Linked DNA regions of Mus musculus: region 1 is linked to region 2. A link is a loop called in an ENCODE intact Hi-C map of the cell type or tissue named here. Cell type or tissue: gastrocnemius. All regions are shown on one strand.

Region 1 (8,000 bases), 570 kb before region 2:
CAGTTTCCCAGATATGGTCTCCGTCTTCTGTTTCAACTGACTGTCAGTCGCTCTAAAGGCTGCTTGATGTCACAGACGCCGCAGAGCAAAGGCTCGATCCCCTAAAGACCCGCTCTTGCAAGCTAAGGTAGGTGCTTCACGTCGGCGCTAGGACCCATCTGCAGGAGGAACGCGGCACGGGTCTCGCCCCGCCCCAACGCGCACTGGGTGGAGCCGTCCTCCCCAAGCTCGCCCCCCCCCCGTGGGAGGGCGGGGCACCATGGGCGTGGCACAGCTGCGGTGGGCGTGGCGGCGCCGGAGGCGGGCGGGGCGGAAGGACGCTGCCCGGTCGTCGGGGCGGTAGGGCCTGCGCGGAGCTCTCTCCCCAGCGCGCTGGGCGGGGTGTGCTGTGAGCGGCTTCCCGGGCAGGCGCGGGCCCTGAGGCGGCGGCTGCGCCGTGCGCCGGGGCGGAGCCGGGGGCGGGCGGGCGGCCGGCGGGCGGGGGCTGGGCCGGAGGAAGCCTGAGCGCCCGCGGCGACGACGGCAGCGGCGGCCCAGCAGGCTAGAAGCGTGGGTCGGCGGCGGCTCCGGGTGCGGCCGCGGGCTGCGGAGCGAGCGGGCGGCCCGGCTCCCCGCGTCCCCCGCCCGCCGCGACTGTCTGGAAGATGGCGCCGGGCGGATGGAAATCCTAATGACAGTCTCCAAATTCGCCTCCATCTGTACCATGGTAGGTGCGGCGGCAGCGCGGCCCGGGGGGCCGGTCCCCGCCTTCGAGGCGCCGCCCGCGGGCCTGGTCGTGTGCGGGCGGACCGGGCGCGGGGCCGAGTGGCCGCGGGGAAGGCGTGCTGGACACGGCAGGCGGGGCCGGGACACTGGGGATAGGACCGACCGGGGCTCGGGGTTGGGTCCTGACCACGGGGTCGCAGTTGAGGACGGGGAGCTCTGGGTCTGGGCACCGGGGACTCGGGGACTGTGGCTGGGGACTAGGGCCTGGGGGCTCAGGGACGGGGTTGGGGGTAAGGGCTGCAGACTGGGGTTGGGGACTTGGGGACTCGAGGTGTGGACTGAGGTTGGAGGCTGGAGCCGGGACTTTAAACTGGGGACTGGTACCGGGAAGCGAGGGGATTGTGCCAGGGGAAGGGACGCGGCATTTCCTTGGGGCCCTGCGCGGGGCAGGGCGGGGGTCTGCGGCAGGAAGGAAGGGTCTCGATCCTACTGGAAGACGGAAGTCCTGGCGGAGTTCCTCCTCGGGTTAGGTGGAGCCCCAGGCCCTGGCTCGGGAAGGGGGCGTGTGAAGGTGGAAACTTTTAAGAGTGCTGTTGAAATGTTTTCTTATTTTCAACTCTCTGAAGCGATAGGAACTCTTGCGGCTTCCAACCTGTGTCCGTCCAGATGGCAGCCTTGTCTCTGGGAATCTGTGTTAATCTTGAAAAGCTGCATTCGCTTTCCTGTCATTTGTTTATTTTAATAGAGCAGACACCGCTGTGTGGGGTTGAAGTACACAGATTCCCCCGAAAAAAACGAAACGCGCGCGGGTGGGTTCCAAACGTGTTTTTGTGCATTGCCAGAAGCACCACGGCTTCCCACGTGATAAAGCAAATCCATTACCTCCTTTATGAACTTCGCCGTAGAGATTGTGATTTATGAATCAATGAAAAAAGTTACTCTTTGCAGTGTGGGTCTGGAGTTATTTACCAAAGACCTGCACCTGCTTCATCTCCGTTTTTGTGTTCTGGGTTGTATCTAGGAGATTCTCCAAACCATCTTCCACCTGCAAGTGATCTGTGGTTGTGTGTGAGTGTGTGTGTGTGTGTGTGTAAGGAGTGGAGAATCAGGTAGGAAAAGTGGACTCTGTGCTACTTTCTGTGGAACAGTATTAAAAAAAGGGGTGGAATAAGTGGACTTAAAATCCACAGCATCAAAAAAGTCGGAAGATTATGGAATCACTGAAGGCTCCATTTTCCCACGTGGGTAATTCTTCTTTCCTGGGGTTGAGAAGGGGGCTGTGTTTACAGTTACTGGGATTGGTTGTGCTAATTAGACATGCCACATGGGATAATCGAATCTTTCATAGTGATAATTTTGCCAGATTGCTGAGCTCCGTGTATTTTGGGGTCATGGTTCATTGACAAAGTCGAAGGTTTCAGGAGTGGTGTGATTCCTGTAGTCTGTTCATTCACTCAGTTTAGTCAAGTATCCATCTAGCACCAGCTGACTGGAACTGGGGCTACAGCAGTGATCCAGACAGTTGCCACAGCAGGGCTTTTTATGGCATGCTTCTAGCCCAGGACTTTGGGTGTAGAAAGATCACACTTTCCAGGCAAGTGTAGCTAAGACCTCCTGTCAAAAGAACTGACCCTCCCTAACCAAAGATAATGCCCACTTTCTTGTGTTTACTACTACTTGAGGGAGACAATACTCATGTATGTAATAATGTAGCACAATCAAATAAGAGCAACAAAGGGCGTGGTGGGTTGTGGCACTCTCAAGGCAGAGACAAGCAGATCTCTGAGTTTGAAGCCAGCCTGGTCTACAAAGTGAGTTCCAGGACAGCCAGAGAAACCCTGTTTCCAAACCAAACAAACACCCCCCCCCACTTCCCCCAACCCCCCAAAAAACCTAACATCCACAAAACAACCCCAGAAAAGAGCAGCAGAGGACAGAGCCCTGCCAGGGTTCTCTATCCAGAGAGAGGCTGATGTCCACTCCCAAGCTCACTCTCCTTAGGGCTTCTGCCCGGGTCCGGTAATTGCACATGGTGTGTGTATGCTTTTTGGCAAATGCATAGGCATCCATGCCTGGCCAGAGTGAGACTGTTAGAAAGGTGCTATTAAGATTGGGCGTGTCTGTGTTCTTACTTGAATAAATCCTACTACCCTCCCGGAGTAGGTTCTGAGCATCAGAGTGATTTGCAGTTTTGAGTGTAAGGGAGCTTGCTGTCCATCTTCTGAGAATGAATTGAAAGTGAAAATGAGAAACAGCCTGCTTGTAGGTTCTGTTTTGCTTGGAATGTGAACTGTCCAGCGAGTAACTCTCTTCAGCAGGTCACGTGACCTGAACAACACCCTGCCTTAGACAGTTGCACAGGACTTTTGTGATCTCGGGAGTACTGTGCTGTCTATGGTCCCCCTTACCTTTCAGTAGTTCATGGTGGGGGGGTTGTTTGTTTGCTTGATTTCCACCTTTGCTGCAGTTTTGAAACAGGGTCTTCTGTAGGTCACGCTGAGTTTGAATTTGGTATGTAGTGGTGGCTGGCCTTGAACTCATGATTCTCCTGCCTCTACTTTCCAGTCACTGAGATATCAGGCATGCACCATTACACCAGGTTTAGACTGAGGGGTTTAGTGAAAAACTTACCATTTATTTATGCCATTTGATTGGAGCATTAACATCTTCATACAGTGCAGAGAGGCCTTCATTTACTCACAAGGTGAGTTTGAAGTAGAGGGAGGGAAGGCTGAGTGAAGCTGTGGAACAGTGGAGGGAAGGGGACTCAGAAATGGATGCGTCAGCAGGTCAGAAACAGAGAAACACTTGATGAATTGAAATTTTATTCTGTTAAGTATGGAAGTTTACATAATTTTTTCACTTGTCAAAATAAGGTGCAGAGCAAACCTGCAGTAGCTTTATTGGGTGAAATAGATTACAAATAAGTCTTCAATATTTTGAATTTAGATCTTGATTCAGATCAGGCCTTGATTCAGATCACTGTTCTGCCTTTGTGTGAAAATGAGTGTGATGTGTTTGTCTTGGTGTTGTGGCCTGGCTCAGAGAGTGCCTGTCTTCAGACTGTCGTGAGCGTGCCTCCAGAATCGGTTCCCTACTGGCCACTCTAGTACACCTTCAGCTTGGTGTGCGGCTGCTCCTTACGGGAGATTACTGTTCTCACAGCCTGGTGCAGTGTGGTTCATGAACTGCTGAGTTCTGTACTTAGTAATCAGCGAACAGCAGAGGGTCCTGGTTGGAAATCAGCAGCAGCCCGCAGCTAATCCAGGTGTCCAGGATGTCTTCCGGAGACCAGGGCTGCCCACTGGGAGTTTGTAGCACTGGCTGAAGCTGGCCGCTGTCTCTGGTTGTGGGAGTCCTGGTTGGGAAAGACTTATTGGGAGGGAGATTGGATAGAGCAGAAACAAGGAGGTGAGCGGCTTCTCAGCTTGAGATGGCACTGGCTTGGCTGCTTGCCTGGCAGGAGGTGTGCGTGTGTGTGCGCGAGAGTGAGTGTGGGTGTGAGTGAAGTGAAAGCCACAAGGTAGGTGCTAGGTTGTACTGGACTCTGACGTGGAAACTATAAAGCACTTATTGCAGCCATCTCAGGTAAAGCTGGTTCCCTTGCCTTTTCTTGCTGCTGGGCTAGTATGCGTGTGTGGGCATGCAGCTTAGCATCATTCCAGAAAGGAGGGGGACAGCCCTAAAACTTAGGCTTTATCTGAAGGAACATGGAGAAATGAGCAGGTCACTGCCTTGCCTTCCTTTCCTCTGTGTCCCTCCTGCTCTCCACCCCCTTACTCCTTTCTGTGTTTGGAGAACTCCTGAATCTCCTGCTTCCACTTGTCAATCGAGCGATGAAATTAAAGGTAGGCTCCTCCATTCTTGGAGTGCTTCCTTTCTGCAGTCATCAGGATTGATAGTTTGACTTTTATGTCTCTGGTGAGAAACTGTTTCCCATAAAACATGTAGTGAGAAATGCCAGAAGGACGTTTAGGGACATTTAAGAAACTCTTAGATGTTCTGTCCTGATCCAAATCAAAATTCATTTATGTGGAGGCAGAGGAGAGAACTTGGGAGCCATAGTCCTTAGGTTTTTTTTGTTTTTTCTTTCTTTCTTTCTTTCTTTCTTTTTTTTTTTTTTTGCAATGTGTCTTCATTAGCTTGCTTTCTAATGAAGCCTGATGTTTGATTTTGGAATTAATTTTGGGTGATTGTTCATTCACAAACCCTTGAAGCTTGTCCAGTTTGTCACAGCTGTCCCTAGTTCAGTTATGGGATCATGGACTGGAGACCCAAGAAGCTGAGCTTTGGGCTGTGTATTCTATAAGCCTGTTTTCTGCCCCGCTCCCCAAGCCTGACTGTAGGCGACAGTTCAGTCGTCCCAGCAGTCACTATCACGATTGTTTCAAAAGTTGACCAATAAGCACGGAGAGTTGAATGTTTTAAGATAATTTGGCAAGATGACTGGGTCACAGGGGTGGGTAATTAGGTGGCCAGCAGGTTACGTGTTTATGGGATCAGAGCAATGGTTCTCTCCTGATGCGAGACCTTTAATATAGTTCCTCATGCTGGGGTGATTCCCACCCATAAAGGTATTTTATTGCTGCATCATAACTGTAATTTTGATACTGTTATGAATCGTAATGTAAATATCTGATATGCAGGCAATCCATTATACAAAGTCAGAGGGGGTTGCGACCCGTACTTTGACAACCCTGCTGTATTAGAGGGTAAAGTGATAGATATAGTTACTAAGCATGAAATTATGTCTAAGACACTTGCACCAGTAAAGGTGCTTTGCTGAACCTGGAGTAAAACAGCTCACTGGGGTCCGAAAGGGGGCCTTGCTTCATGCCATGTGGCCTTTCTGGTGTCTTCTTCCACCTCTCGATAATCTTACTCTAGGAGATCCCGAGTTGGTTAATGACCACCCAGTCCTGATCCACTTGGTTAGTTTCTGACACTGAATCTGCACTTCAGCCGCTCTCACGCAAGGCTTTTCTTTTCTTTTTTTTTTAGTTCTATGCCTTTGACCAAGCCACTGCAGAGGAGGTTGTTTCCTGCTGCCTGACCACATTCCCTTCTTCTTGCCTGTAAAGTGATGTTAATTCCTCTAACACAGCGTACCGTAGTCTCAGGAAAGACTGGCCATGTGTGCATTTCTTATCCTTCCAGAAACCCTTGAGCTTTAACCACACTGGGGGGTGCGGACGTCTCTCTTTTAGTAGTCACTTGCAGAAACTCAATAGGCTGTTTTACTATGTATTTTATTCTGCATCATGCTATAATAAAAGAGGTACATTGGAGCCCAGATTTTGACATTTAGATGTATGTGTGGGGAATAGTTTTCTTATAATTCTGAACTGTTTTTGTCATCTGTGAATACAAGGATTGAGTCAGACATTTCTTTTAATTAAGAAAATGATCATCTGTGTGTCCATGATATGCATGTAAGTGTATGTGCCATGGTGAGCATGTCCCCTCATATGTAGGTGGGTTCTGGGGATTGGACTTGGGTTGTCAGACTGGATGACAGGCACCTTTACATACAGAGGGCCGGCCATCTTGCTGGCCCAAGTTAGACAGCTTTTGGTGAGCATTGCACGGTTTCCTTTAGATGTGAAGTTGAGGTCTCGTCCCTTGAGAAGTTGTAACCGATGTGATCATGCTGTCTGTGCTCACATTGGCAGCTCACAGTCTTGTTTGATTTTCCTAGCTTCTTTTTAGTGTTAGAGAATTTATGCAGAATGACAGCCCACAGTGAATACACATATCCTCCCCTCAAGTCTTCACTGAGGATTAGTGATCGCAGTACTTTATTACCATCAGGCTGATCCAAAGGGCTGTTTACTAACCCCAGCTTCTGCACCTCGTCTGTGGGAGGCACACACTCCACACTAAGCTGCACCCTTGACACTTTGTTTGTTCTGGTTTGGGCCTTTGAGATAGGGTCTGGTGTATAGCCCCGGAGATGCTTCTAGCCTGATCAGTGCGTTTCAGCCCCTGAGAACTGGATGTGCAGGGTCCCAGCTCTGCACCCCCACACCTGGCTTTCTCAATTTGGACACCGTTTTCACCTGTACTTTTGGAAAGAAAAGCATGCACTTGGACTGGTTCTCTTATTTAAGGGTCCACATTCATTCCCTAACTGTGAACTGTGTCTTTAGACAATGACAACCTGCCACTCGCTCGCTTGCTCGCTCCCTCGGAGGGGTGCCCTGCTCCCGCTGCTTCCCCTGGCTCCTGCCGGGTTTAAGGTGTGTGTGTTGCCCTGGTGAATCTCATAGCCCAGCAAACACTTGCTGGAGTCTAAACTTACCAATTCATCCATCATTAGTTATTAGCAGCAGCTGCCTCTGAGGACACTCACTTACATTTAAATCAAATGATGACATTAAAGCTAAGAATGAAATTGATCATCTTCTTCTGGTTTGAATAGTTTGGGAATTACTTTGTTTCGTCTGGGAACAGCAGTGACTGACTGGGCACCCCGGTCTATCTTAGAGGTTCAGACAGCTTGAGAGCACTGTGTGAGGAGACAGAGTGATGTTTGTTTGTTTGTTTATTTATTTATTACCAGGTTGAGGGTTGAACGCAGTGATCGTACATGCTAAGCACATGCTAACCCTATACTCTGTCACCCCAGCATCCAGCCTAAATATTTTAAATACAATGGAACACCATCCTTGAATCAGAGCAGGCATGTCTGTTTCAGCCAGCCTTAGCCTTCCTCCAGCATGTTGTTCTCCAGCTAGAAGCTCAGGCTGTGTCTCACACTCAGCTGCCTGGTTGCCCATCCTCTCTAGAGCCCTGTTTTGTTGCTTTGGGATACACCTATTAGTAGATACTTTGTCTCTTGGGTTGAAGATTACTTAAATACCTATATGTTACCTTGAGGTGTTGGAAAAAAACATAATTAAGTCCTAGATGTCAATGTAGGCCACTCATTTGAATACTCAGAATCAATGTTGTGGGGGAATTCTTGAAAGATCTGAGTGTTTAACATGCAAACAATTCATATAGATGATTGTGTAATGTGCACAGAGTTTGAATAGAAGGAGGCAGGAATGGTGTAAAGATTTTGTTTTGGAAGAAAACAATAAAAACTGGAGTGGGTGTGGTTTTGTGGGCCTGTAAGCACCTGGGAGGCTGAGGCAGGAGGATCACCAGCTTTAGCAGCAGGCCAGCTTGAGCCCTGTATTGAGACCCTGTCTTAGGGGAAAACTGAAAGCCCAGATTGCTGACGGTACAGTGTGATGTGCGCTGGCTGGCTGAGGTGCTAAACAGTCTCTAAAAACATTTCTAGTAAGGTA
Region 2 (8,000 bases):
GCTACTGTGATTTTCCAACCATGATGTACTATACTTTGAACTCATAGTCAAAGTAATTCCTTTCTTACATAGCTTGGGGTATTTGGTCTCTTCAATAATATATGTAACTAATGCATTATCTTTTTCTATTTAAGAGTTAATCAAGGCCATGGTGGTAAACACCTTTAATCCTGGAACTTGAAAGGCAGAGGCAGGCAGATAACTGTGAGTTCTAAGTCAGCATGTATATATAGTGAGTTCCAGGACAGCTAGGGCTATATAAAGAGACTCTAGTGTGTGTGTGTGTGTGTGTGTGTGTGTGTGTGTGTGTGTGTGTAGAGAGAGAGAGAGTCAGAGAGAGACAGAGAGAGAGAAATAGAGAGAGAAAGACAGAGAGAGGCAGCAGAGTCTTGCCTTTAGAAATACAAACTTTTTAGAGCTGAAGAGGTAACGCAAGGGTTAAGAATACAGGTTGTTGTAGAAAAGGATGTGGATTCATTTGTCAATACCACATGGTGGCTCACAACCACCTATAGCTCCAGTTCCAGAGGGTCCGATGCCCTCTTCTAACTCCAGCAGGGACCATGCACATGTGCAGCACGTGTATACACACAGGCAACACGTTCTATAAAGTAATTCTAAAATACCTATTTTAAATATGCTATGGAATCTCTTAGCTTTCTTGCTTTCTAGCTTCCTTCCTTTCTTTCTCTTTCTTTCTTTTCTCTTCTTTTTTTTTTTTTTTTTTTTTTTTTGGGTTTGGTTGGTTTGGGTTTTCAGACAGGGTTTCTCTGTGTAGCCCTGGCTGTCCTGAAACTCACTCCATAGACCGGGCAGGCTTTGAAGACTCAGATCCCTCCCCACCCCCCCCCTTTGCCTCCCTAGTGGTAAGATTAATGCTATGTGCCACCACATGAAGTTTTTAAGTTTTATTTTTAAAACGATTACAAAAATCTTTTGTTCTGCTTGGAAACAAAGAAGAAAAAAAAATCAAGGTTAGAAAAAATATGGGCTGGAGAGATGGCTTAGACATTAAGAGCACTGACTGCTCTTCCAAAGGTTCTGAGTTCAATTCCCAGCAACCACATGGTGGCTCACAACCATCTGTAATGAGATCTGACGCCCTCTTCTGGTGCTCACAACCATCAGTACAGCTACAGTGTGTTCATATGCATAAAATAAATAAATAAATCTTTAAAAGAGAAAGAAAGAAAGAAAAATATGAATGAAAATAGAGAGTTGAGCCTGGTGGTGGTGGCTGCGGTGGCTGCAGTGCCAATGGCACACACCTTTGATCACAGAAGTCAGGAGGAGGCAGAGGCAGGTGGATCTCTGAGTTCCAGGCCAGCTTCATCCTCAAAGGGAGTTCCAGGACAGTCAGGGCTACACAGAGAGACCCTGACTCGGGGCAGGGGAGGGGTTGCAGGTGGAGGGATAGAGAGTTGAGAAGAGTTCAATTTTTCAAAATTTCTTTAATCTCTAACATTTTCTCACCAATTTCCTATTGATCTTTAATAGCTCCTTTTAACTTCAATATAGTGAGCCTGTCAACTTGTGTTGACTACCAATTTTATCAATTCTTTTTTATGTAAGTTTTTGTTTTGTTTTGTTTTGTTTTAAGTCAAAACAGGCTGCCTATTCACTTTAAATTCTCTGGGGTTTTTAGTTTTGTGTGTGTGTATTCCCCCCCCCCCCAACCCCCATCCAATTTTGGATTAAATGTTTCAATGAAGAGATACATAAAGCCAAGTTATCTTTAGATTTCCCCATTTTCCAAATACATATAAGTTAAACTAACACAATTATCAAACATAAAACCAGCTGGAGTACCACATGGCAGCTTTTCTCTGAACATTTCCTCCTTCCATGAATTAGACACGGGAGGAGAAGCCGAAAGCAAATGAACAAACCAAATGTCCTGAAAGCAAACAAACCGAACCGGGCACAGGCAGAAACCAAAAGAAACAGATGACTTTAAACAAACAAAGAGCTCCCTAAGCAAACAGGGAGAATAATAAAGTAACCAAACTAAGAGGATCCTCACAACCAGTGCAAAATAAAGCAAACCAAGGTAGGTCTAAGTCCCAGAAACAACTCACCAGCATTCCGCTGAGGAATCAACACCAAACAGTTGGCACTAGAGGCCCAGCCTGGCAACAATCCAGTGACTCCTATTACGAAATTGGATCATCTTTGGGGCTCCACATTCAGCCACCAAAACCCCTTAATGCAAAAGCAGTTCTAGCCTCAGAAAGAATGAGTTTGTCCTGGAGCCAAATGTGAGCGGCCACGGCTTGGGAAGACAGATTTCAGTTATTCCAAATACCATGTTCCGTAGCAGTAACAGATTCATGACTTTCTTTTTCCCCTGAGACAGGGTTTCTCTGTGTAGCCCCGGCTGTTCTGGAACTCATTTTGTAGACCAGGTTGGCCTCCAACTTAGAAATCCGCCTGCCTCTGCCTCCCAAGTGCTGGGATTAAAGGCGTGCGCCACCACTGCCCAGCTCATGATGGTTTTATAGTAACAGAACAAAGAAAATAAAATTGAGATACTTTCAAGATACCTTGATGGATAAAGCCAAATCTGGTGGTACACGCCTTTAGTCTCAGCACTCAGGATGCAGAGGCAGACAGATCTCTGAGTTCAAGGCCAGTCTGGTCTATAAAGCTAAGGACACCCAGGCTACACAGGGCTACCCTATCTCGAAGGACAAAAGGAAGGAAGGGAAGGAGGGAGGGACGGAGGGAGGGAGGGAGGGAGGGTGGAGGTTGGTGTTAACAGGCAGGCAGATCTCGTAAAAGCAGGAAAGTATGTGCTACTGGCCACAGATGCTATCTGCTTAGATTATTTTGAGTTGGTGGAAGCTAAGGGACTTTCCATAAGGCCTAACCTGCTAGTCACAAGGACGTTAGGTTACACACAGACATGGGTGATAAGTGGTTATTGTGGGGGGACATGGCGAGAGATATCCCAGGGTTATTTGGCTTTGACTTGTAACACAATCATGGAACTTTTAACCAATCTGCCTTGTAGAGTGTTTAACATGTCCCTGGAGGGGAGGGGGGAACGTCTGTTCACAAGTCCCACTTCCAGTATTAAAAAGAAATGGAAGGGACTTCAAGGTAAGGTGAGAGATGAGAGGGCTGGCTTGATGTGTGCCTCTGAAAGACATAGTCAGAGTAAGAAAAAAAATAGACATCTCCCCATCTTAGTCAAAGTTTCTATTGTTGTAAAGAGACACCATGACCAAGGCAACTCTTGTAAAGGAAAGCATTTCATTGGGGCTGGCTTATAGTTGTAGAAGTTTAGTCCATTAGCATCATGGTGGGAAGCATAGCAGTGTGCAGGAGATAATGGTACTAGAGAAGGAGCTGAGAGCTCTACATCTTAATCCATACACAGACAGCAAGGAGGAGACTGAATATGTTTCACACTGGCTGTAGCTTGAGCATCTAAAACCTCAAAGCCTTGCCTCCACAGTGACACACTTCCTCTAACAAAGCCACACCTCCTAATAGTGCCACTCACTATGGCCAAGCATTCAAACACATGGATCTACGGGGACCATTCCTATTCAAACCACCACAATCCCAAATAGAGCTATACAAAGAAAGCTTTAGAGAATCATGAAGCAATTGGATACTAGAAAAAAAACAAAGTCAGGCTACACAGAGACATACACCCACCACTGTCTCCATCACATAGCTCCCTGATGAAGTTGGGGAAAGGAACTCCAACAATAACCTTACTTCCAGAAGGAAACTCAAAGGAAAGTCTTATCCTCAGAACAACAACATAAAAGGACATATAGACAGTTTGGATCAATATTCAAAGGGAGAGAAAATAATCACCAAGCAGGACACCCTAAATAAGACCCAACCCACTTTAAAGCCATTGGTCTCCCCAATTGGGGTCACTTTTCTACAGGAGAAATCTGTAACACTCTCCTATGTTTTAAATATTAAACAGATGGGGAGAGAGGAGGGGAATCCTCCTGATAGACAGTATCACCTTTTACTCTAGTAGTTTCATTGATGCTAAGGCTTGCTACATCATGGTAACAAAGCACCCAGCAAACATGGTAGCACATCCCTAAGAAGGGCAAGAAGCTCACCAGCTAAAGGCCTGCCTGGGCTATATGAGCCCCCGTCTCAAAACAAAACAAAGTCACTCAATAATGAAAGAAGGGAGGAAAGAGTTATGAATCACAGCAGTATGCGCGTATTAAACTGATTAAGCCATTTGGCTGATGGGGGTGTCAGGAAAGGGCCCTACCAGGACCACAAGAAATGGTTGGGTAAATCTGGTGTCATATAATGAAAAAAGAAATTAGACAAGGGATAGCGGGAGAGAAAGAACGTGAATGGTTAATATTGGGAGCTTCGAAGTGCTTTCTCATCACAAGCACTTGATATTTAGTTTCCTCATCCCAGTGAACTACACTAAGGGAAAATTTCAAACTGGGTAGTTAACCCGGGTAGTAATGAGCAACGAACAGCTTGACAGATGCGTTTTTCTCCAGACTTCGTCAAAGGACACTGAAATACGAGAAGAGGAGCTGGCATTTCCAAAGGGTGGAAAGGCGCCTCCGCCTTCGGTCCTGAAGCCGCCACGGGCTCTGAGTGCCTTGACCCGAGCCCGCGACAGCCGGACCTGCGCACAGCAGATGCGGAACTCGGGCGCCGCGGCTCGGCTTCCGGGGAGCGCCGTTTCCAGACGCACCGGCAGGGTCGCTGCAGACGGTGGCCAGTCTTAGTTCTCCGAGGCGGTGCGAGAAGGCCGGAGATCGGACGCTCCTCTCTTAGCTTTCTCTCCGCCAGGTCGACTCCGAGCAGCAACACAGACTCTGAGCTTCGCGCCTCAGGGGAAGATTAGAGGGCGTAGCGGCCTTCGAAGGCTCGGCCAAGAACCTTCCGCCCCCTCGCCGCCTCGGTGAGAACAACCGCGGGTCATCGCGCTGGAGGTGGGGTCGGGGGGAGGGGGCGTTGGGTACACGGGGCGGGGGAAGGGTCATTTGGTGAGTCTCACTACTACTTCCGGGAGACGCCTCGGAGAGGAGGACGTGCTAGGGGGCGGGGTTCCGAGGGGAGAGACACTTACCTCTTATCCGATTGGCTTATTGCTTGCTGGTTGAGCTTTGCTAGTTGCTGATTGGCCGGCCCCAAAGCCAAATCCAGGTCGCAGGGGAAGCGTTACTTGAGGCTAGATTGAGGTGAGATTGGTCGGGTTCCTGAGTCCAGTTCGTTTACTGGAGTAGGGACTTCATCTTAACCCTAGTCGGGGGCCTCGATTAACAGGATAAGGAAAAGAACCAGTAGCGGGATGGTGGGGGCGGTTGACAACGAAGTGAAGGCTTAGAACTAAACTAACTTCCTCACCTAACCCTAGCTACACCCAGATGGGAACGTGATACGGTACGAAGGCCTTTGAGAAAGGAGGAGGCGCAATCCTCGGAGCGGTGACAGTGTAGGAGGAGAGACCTTCTGGGAGGTTTTTTTTTTTTTTTTGTTATCTAATTGTATGAGTCTCTAATTACCTAGATGATGGTATAACAGAACCTTCTGGAGAATTTAGCTCTGGCTTTGCAGAGGAGTCGGGAGACTACTGGGTGTTCCGGGACTTCAAAGAGGCAGTTTGCTGAATAATACAACTTTTGTTTTTATTCAGATGAGCAGCTCTCAAAAGAGGCACAAACATCAGAAGCATGGATACAGTCTCATCTGTTAGAAGAATGTTCAAAGGAAAATAAGGTATTCATTTTGCCTTACTTATGCTTAGTTAATCCAAGAATATTGCCTTGGAGGAGAAGATCTCTGGTTTTTTAATATTTTAAAGAACTTGACTTTTTTTGTCATTAGATTTCCACTTATTAAACATCTGTTTCAAAAATCAAGTTTCTAAGCTGGGCGTGGTGGTGCACGCCTTTAATCCCAGCACTTGGGAGGCAGAAGCAGGCGGATTTCTGAGTTCGAGGCCAGCCTGGTCTACAGAGTGTGTTCCAGGACAGCCAGGGATATACAGAGAAACCCTGTCTCGAAACACCCCCCCCACCCAAAAAAAAAAAACCAAGTTTCTGCTGTGACCACCAAAAATGCACTTTGCTAATAGTTACTGATTGCAGTGCAAATGGAAATCCTTTACTTTTTGATATTATTAATTAAATTAACATCTGAGTGAATCTTGCTCCCCCCAAGGGGTCTCATATGTGTGTGTGTGTGTGTGTGTGTGTGCGCGCACACACACACACATTCTTGAATGTTCTAGAATTCACTCTGTAGACCAGGCTGCTCTGGAGCACACAGAGATTAGTCTGCCTCTCTCCTGAGTGCTAGGAATGAAGACATGTGTTACTACACCTAGTTTAGTGGTTGGTTTTGTGTGTTAACTTGACACAAGCCAGAGTCATCACAGAGAAAAGAGCCTCAGTTGAGGAAATGCCTCCATGAGATCCAGCTGTAAGGCATTTTCTCAGTTAGTGGCCCAGCCACTATCTGTAAGTGGTGCTTCCCTGGGCAGGTAGCCTTGAGTTCTATAAGAAAACAGGCAGAGCAAGCCAGTAATCAGCACCCCTCCATGGCCTCTGTATCAGCTCCTCCCTCCAAGTTCTTGCCCTGTTTGAGTTCCTGTCCTGACTTCTTCCAGTGATGGGAGTGTAAATAAACCCTTTCCTCCCCAACTTGGTTTTTGGTTGTGGTGTTTCATCGGAGGAATAGAAACCCTAAGACAACTAACTAGCATTGCATTTTAAAATTAGGAGGGTTGTTTGTTTTTGTTTGTTTGCATTTTTTATTTGGTTTTTGGTTTTGCAGACAAGGTTTCACTGTAGACCAGACTGGTCTTGGACTCAGGATTCTCCTGCGTCTGCTTCCTGAATGCTGGAATTAAAGGTGTGCGCTACCACCCGCCTGCCTAGTTTATTTATTTATTTTATTTTATTCATTTATTTATTTATTTTTGGCTTTTCAGGACAGGGTTTCTCTGTGTATCCCTGGCTGTCCTGGAACTCACTCTGTAGACTAGGCTGGCCTCGAACTCAGAAATCTGCCTCTCAAGTACTGGGATTAAAGACGTGTGCCACCTCCGCCTGGCTTTATTTATTTATTTATTTTAAATGCATCCACTAGTCAAATGCATGTGTCAAGTCTTACAATAAAGAACTCAACATATAAACAACAACAAAACAACTTTTAGGAGCTAGTAGGTCTAGGCCTTTGCTTTAAAAGTTATCACCAAGTCAGACACAATTCAACACATATATCTCATATCTGAGTATTAAATTGATCATCTTCTTAAAATTTATCTTTGTCTCTCGAAATTGTGTCTAAAAGCATTCATCATGTTAAAATTTTAGGCTTGAATAATACATGTTCTTGATGTACAGAGGGCTCCCTCGTGCATCCTGGGACAGTTAGGAGTACAGCCCACTGTCTTTGTGATGTACAGAGGGCTCCATTGTGCATCCCAGGATAGTTAGGAGTACAGTCTACCGTCTTTGTAGATGATGATGTCCTGTACTCCTTCCAGAAAAGATGGTGAATAGAAAATGACCACCACTGTCTCACTGCAATTTATTGAGATGAAAATAATTTTTGCCTACTGTGTCTACTGAAGACTCAAAGTTGATGTCTCTGAGACTGAAAACCAACAGGAAACAACACACTGTGCATGGCTCTGAGGATTGAGAAAACACACAAGAGCTCTGGCTGTCTGTATCAGGCCATCCTTCAGTGTGGAATGGTTAGCCTCGGGAGTTTCTGGTTGTGGGGGCTACATTTGAGTGCTATCCTCGAAGCAGACTTTCTGCCTTGGTGAGGAGACGAGGAGAGGGAACACTGCTTCTTAGAATCTTAGAATATCAGTTCAGTAAGTCTCTAAAGGCAGTGGTGAATCACAGATGAAGAGATTGTTAGTGGCCTACATCGTGAGTTCTGGGCCAGCCAGGATTACATAGTAAGAGCTTACCTCAATAAACCAACAGCCAAATCAAAACAAAAAAAGTAGGAAGCATGTTAGCTCATGA

Evidence for each region. Peaks named below come from ENCODE experiments on the same cell type or tissue, not always from the same donor. Only the 100,000 strongest peaks of a DNase experiment are listed, where the experiment ranks them.
Region 1: it touches region 2 in a loop (4-fold over the local background); 2 of 42 quality-filtered maps call a loop at or near these places.

The regions. Positions count from the first base shown.
Region 1 is chr5:146,787,321-146,795,320 of GRCm38, reverse strand. Usp12 (ubiquitin specific peptidase 12) reads left to right here and starts at 365. Exons shown (of 9, transcript NM_011669.3): 1 at 365-706. The coding sequence starts at 659. In gastrocnemius, no CTCF peak of the experiment used is centred here; DNase peaks (open chromatin) are centred at 771, 1,138, 1,447, 4,132 and 2 more places; H3K4me3 peaks cover 2,980 bases; H3K27ac peaks cover 2,227 bases.
Region 2 is chr5:146,218,132-146,226,131 of GRCm38, reverse strand. It overlaps Rnf6 (ring finger protein (C3H2C3 type) 6), which reads left to right and starts at 4,675. Exons shown (of 5, transcript NM_028774.3): 1 at 4,675-4,912; 2 at 5,648-5,730. It overlaps Gm38745 (a long non-coding RNA gene), which reads right to left and starts at 2,415. Exons shown (of 2, transcript XR_868694.1): 1 at 2,079-2,415. In gastrocnemius, a CTCF peak has its summit at 4,708; DNase peaks (open chromatin) are centred at 2,140, 4,717 and 5,053; H3K4me3 peaks cover 2,779 bases; H3K27ac peaks cover 2,996 bases.